Linked DNA regions of Mus musculus: region 2 is linked to region 1. Evidence: chromatin loops called from intact Hi-C (ENCODE). Cell type or tissue: left cerebral cortex. All regions are shown on one strand.

What was found. A loop is a pair of places that touch in the nucleus more often than their neighbours do. Peaks named below come from ENCODE experiments on the same cell type or tissue, not always from the same donor. Only the 100,000 strongest peaks of a DNase experiment are listed, where the experiment ranks them.
Region 2: it touches region 1 in a loop (5-fold over the local background); 21 of 42 quality-filtered maps call a loop at or near these places.

The regions. Positions count from the first base shown.
Region 1 is chr13:24,686,052-24,688,551 of GRCm38, reverse strand. The region is part of intron 8 of Ripor2 (RHO family interacting cell polarization regulator 2); the gene reads right to left. Among named protein-coding and RNA genes, the nearest start is that of Ripor2, 49 kb to the right of the region's middle. In left cerebral cortex, a CTCF peak has its summit at 1,031 (motif pointing right); DNase peaks (open chromatin) are centred at 1,051 and 1,568; H3K4me3 peaks cover 541 bases; H3K27ac peaks cover 322 bases.
Region 2 is chr13:24,517,717-24,520,216 of GRCm38, reverse strand. It overlaps a transcript of Ripor2 not described here. Among named protein-coding and RNA genes, the nearest start is that of Gm22013, 32 kb to the right of the region's middle. In left cerebral cortex, a CTCF peak has its summit at 1,158 (motif pointing left); a DNase peak (open chromatin) is centred at 1,149.

The DNA.
Region 1 (2,500 bases):
GGAGGGTTTCTGCTTATTGGCTTTCTCAGCCTGCTCTCTTATAGCACCCAGGACTCCCAGTCCAGGGATGGCACCACCCACGATGGGCTGGGCCCTTCCCCATCATCACAAATTAAGAAAATGTTCTATGGCTGGATCTTATGGAGGCATTTTCTCAAATGAGGCGCCCTCCTCTCAGGTGACTCTAGCCTGCGTTGATTGACAGATCCAGTTAGCACAAGGTGCCTTTTCTTCCCCTGTGTCATCTGCAGGTCAACTTGAGCCTACCGCTTCAGCAGCAACACCTTGTCAGAATACACGGCCGCCGCCCTGGGACAGCTCCAGAGTCCCAGCTTCCATTACCCTTTCCACCTTCCTATTGATATTTACCAAAAGCCCACTGTGTGAGGGTGAAAATATTAATTTACATTTTAGAATTTCTCACTAAAAAAAAAAAACTATGACATAATTGCAGTGAAAAAATCAGCACAGACGTTTTCTATTTCTAACCTTTGAGTCCTGGGGCAAGTTTCTCCTGTGCTTGTACGTGCTTGTGCATGTATACACAGGCATATGTATGCCTATGTTTGCGGATGCTTCATAGACCCTTTTTTTTTTTTTTTTTTTTTTTTTTTCCTTTTTGAGATGGGATCTCTTACTGAACCTGGAGGTTGCTGTTTGGTTAGATTGGCTGGCCAGAAAGCACAGGGACCTACTACCCATCTCAAGTCCCTTTTCCATCAGAGGCCAAGTTGGGATTATAATCACATGACCCGATGCCCAGCTTTTTATGTGGGCTCTGCAGATCCAAACCCATATCCTTTTGCTCGCTTTATGCTGTCTTCCCTGCCCTGGGTTGTGTTTCTAGCAAACAAGATTTTACTCACGTAGACATAACAAGGATGATGTCACACTGTGTGTTTTACCTTCAGTGAATGGCTCAATTTATCTCAAATGGACAAATCTGCTTCCCATTGACCCATGGGCATGGTGATGAATAAGACGAATCCAGGGAAGCTTCAAAATGGGCTCACCTCTTACCATCTTTCGACACTAGATGGCAGCAGCTCACCAACTTGGCATGCCTTTTAGTTGGCGAGCCCATGCATTTAGGAGCAGCTCTCGCTAACAATTAGAAGCTAATGAGCCACTTAGGAGGACCCACTGTAATAAAAGCAGGATTGGAGGAAGCGATTTTCATGAATAATTCTGGAGCATTTAGGCTTTTTTCCCCCACCTCCACAAAAACACATCGGAAAGAAAGCACTGCTGGCTGGCTTTTATGAATCTGAAGCCCAATGTGCTAATTCTAAGAAAACCCTATTTACCCTTTGAATACCTACAAATTATCAGCTCCTGGTTAATCCACTAGCTGGTTACATGTTGAGGTGACAATAGGGACCCCGCTTCAGGGAAGCTGACTATGTACCATGATGGATACGTTGAGAAGGGTGGGGGGACTCTTTGACGATCTCCCTTCTCAAAATCACCAGAAATTTCTTATCACGGGAGGAGGAGGGCTGGGGTCGTGATGAGTTTTGGGTCTCACTGTCCATGGAATGAACACACCTTATTGACATTCCTTATAAGGCATCTCCAGCCTCTGGTGACAGTGATAACAGCAGAATGGCAGCAGGTAGGAGGAGCCAGTTCCAGCCGAAGCTCCCCAGGCGGGGGGAGCACTTCTGCTGGAGCACCAGCTATCGTGGACTTTGGGGCCTGGCTAGGTTCTGCAAATTCTGGCCCAAGGCCCTGCTGGCATTTCTACAGCTGCGAAAAGCCCAGTGTTTTCTCAGCTGCTTGGTGGTAACTGTTGTATCAGCTAGGTTTTCATGATGGCCACTCAGAAATCATCCCTGGGTTCCCTCAGGTGGGTCTCTTTTGATCTTTTACCTTGCTCCTGTGTTAATGATCCAACAGCTCTTCCACAGCCTGAATGGAGGACAGGGTGCTGCCCCCAGTGTGACTGTGGATAAATGATGCCCCCGCTCATGGTTGAACATTTGGCCACCAGCTGGGTAGCTCTGTTGTGGGAGGTTATGGAGTCTTTAAGAGTTAGGGCCTAGCTGGAGGAATCAGACACTGGAGAGTGTGTTCTTGAGGTTTATAACTCTGCTTTGCTTCCAGCCTGTGTCTGGCTTCCTGATCCACTCTAACCCCTGCCTCAGCTGCCGGCCTCTCCGACTACCATAGCTCCCCTTCCCATAGTGGACTAAACTCCTCCAAATCTTAAGCCGCCACGGATCGTTTTCCTCTTAAGTTGTTTCTTTCAGAGAATTTATCACAGTGGAGAAAGGTTGCAGATACAACCTCATAGCTATCTACAGCTACACAGCTATAGAGCCTCCCAGCTACCTACAGCCACACAGCTGCTCACCTGGCTCCCCGTGCCACTGGCTGCCTTTGCTCAGACACGGTTCTGGTCATAGAAGTACTCCATTGTTTCCCAGTTTTGCCATGACCTTCCTAAGAGTGTACCTCGGACTGTGTCTTAGTACTGGCCTTCCTGCTTCCTGGGCAG
Region 2 (2,500 bases), 170 kb after region 1:
CCCAGTTGTATTCTGTGCTGGAGATCAAATGGAAGGCTTCTGTGTGCACAGTCTATTAACAGCGGCTGCCTCTGCTCCCTAACCTTGCGGCCAGTTCAAGTGCGAGCATTTGAGATGCTCCGTCGCTTTCTCCGCTGGTAGCTATCTATCAAGTCCTTTCTCAAGATGTCTTCAGATGCCCATCTTTCACAAAATTCCCTCCACACCATGTCACCTGGGCGTGACTTCCCTGTCAGACATTATTTGTTCTCCGGTGTTACTCCAATGTGAAGAGTTACCACATAGCTGAAACGGACACCAGTGTATGAGCTGAGTGGGTTTCACCCAGCCACCGATGGGCAGGCAAGCACTAATAGAAAATCAGAAAGTTACCACTCTGCCCTGGAGCATCCAGTCTCAGCAGGAGTAAGCACATCTTCTCTCACTGAAGTCCAACCAGGAAGTCCAGTTAGGGGAAGGGGAGCCAATGACAGGCAGCAGAGGCAGAGACAGCCCCCTGTGCAACTGTTAGGAGACCCACATGAAGACCAAGCTGCACATCTGCTCCAAAAGAATAGGGGGGCCTAGGTCCAGTCCCTGCTTGGTTGATGGTTCAGACTCTGTGAACCCCATGGGCCCAGATTAACTGACTTTGTAGGTCTTCTTGCAGTGTCCTCGGCCCCTCTGGATCCCTCAGTCCTACCCCCCACTCTTCCACAAGTCCTGCCTGATGTTTGGCTGTGGGCTTCTGCAACTGTGTGTCCATCTGCTGCTGGATGAAACTGCTCAGAAGCTAGGCTCTCCTTCTCTGAGAAGGGGTGCGGGGAGGATAATGGAAGGAGGGACTTGTAGAGGTGGGACTTGGAGGAGAAGGGACTGCAATCAGGATGTACAGTGAATAAGTAAATAATAAATAAGAAAGTCTAAAAGTTCTGAAAACTCTAGAGCTCTTCTCTGTGAGGTTTGGAAATCATAGAATCTTTCAAACTCGCATTTCTGCGTCACCATGGACATATGAGAGTCATTGGAAAGCAGAAGTCTGTGACTAAAGTTCCCATCGCATCCAGGGAAGCCATTATATTGCATTCATGTATTTGGGGATGACATCAATTTCCATTAACGGCTATGCTCCTTGTTAGGTTTGTGAAATACCACTGTGGCGCCACCTTGTGGCCACTACCCAGAACGCTTACAGAATCTTGTACTTGACCATCACAGAGGTCTTGGCTCCTCACATCAATATTTTTATATTTAAAAAATAAAGTGAAATACAGCCTTGGAAAATCCTAAATCTAGAGAGAGCTTTTACAGTTTTTAGCTGAAGTGAACCCAGTGAGGATTCATAGTAGTTACCATGAAAACAAAATTAGAGTTTGTACTTGATATTCATTGCTAGATTTCCCTCAACATCATTGGGTTGTATTTCCACACTATTTCTTAAATAAAACTGGCCACTGGTCTGTAAAAGTTGCCATATTCCGTTTATGTTAATTAATTCTTCACAGGCCGTTTAACTTCTTTTTTTAAAAACTTGTATCCCTAATAATTTTTAATTAGTAGTAAGATCTCCATTGAGATTAGATCTTGATCAGGAAGGGGGAGGGGGGTGTGTGTGTGTTGTTTGTGTTTGTGTGTGTTGTGTGTGTTTTGTGTGTGTGTATGTGTGTGTGATGTGTGTATGTGTGTTGTGTGTATTGGTGTGTGTTGTGTATGTGTGTGTGTTTGTATGTATGGTGTGTGTGTGTTTGTGGTATGTGTGTGTGGTGTATGGTGTGTGTTGTGTATGTGTGTGGTGTGTGTGTGTTTGTGGTATGTATATGTGTGTGTGGTGTATGGTGTGTGTTGTGTATGAGTGTGGTGTCTGTGTTGTTTGTGTGTGTGTTGTGTATGTGTGTGGGGTGTGTGTGTTGTTTGTGTGTGTGTTGTGTATGAGTGTGGTGTGTGTGTGTGTTGTTTGTGTTTGTGTGTGTGTTGTGTATGAGTGTGGTGTGTGTGTGTTGGGGGTGGTGGTAAGTAGCACAGGGCATGCTCCATGCCTCCTGGCCATCCCCATTCACAGATCCTGGTGTCCTGGGGCTGGTGGGAGTTGCAGAGATCTGATTGAGGTACAGTCAGGGAGAGGGTGATTCAAAAGCTTCTATTTATTTAGTTTTAGAATCGTTCTAGACAAAGAACTGGAAAGAAATGCCCTTGGCATTTACATTTCTCCTACCTGGAAACAGTACTTGAAGTTTCTATAGAAATTCTCTACTGAATAAGAATGCTCTGGAAAACAGGGGAGGGGGTGTGGGGGTGGCAGGTGGAGGGTGGGGCACTAAGGATACTGACAGTGTGACCACTGTCAAGATGAGCCTGGCCTGGTGGTACATGCCTGTCATCCCAAGCTTGAGAGTCGGAGGCCAAAGATCAGGAATTGAAGGTCTTCCTTGCATTGCTGTCCCAGAACAAGAAAATCACAAAAGGAGGAGAACAGAGGAGGAAACTCACCGCCCCTCCTCCCCCACGAGCTCCCCAGGGAGGT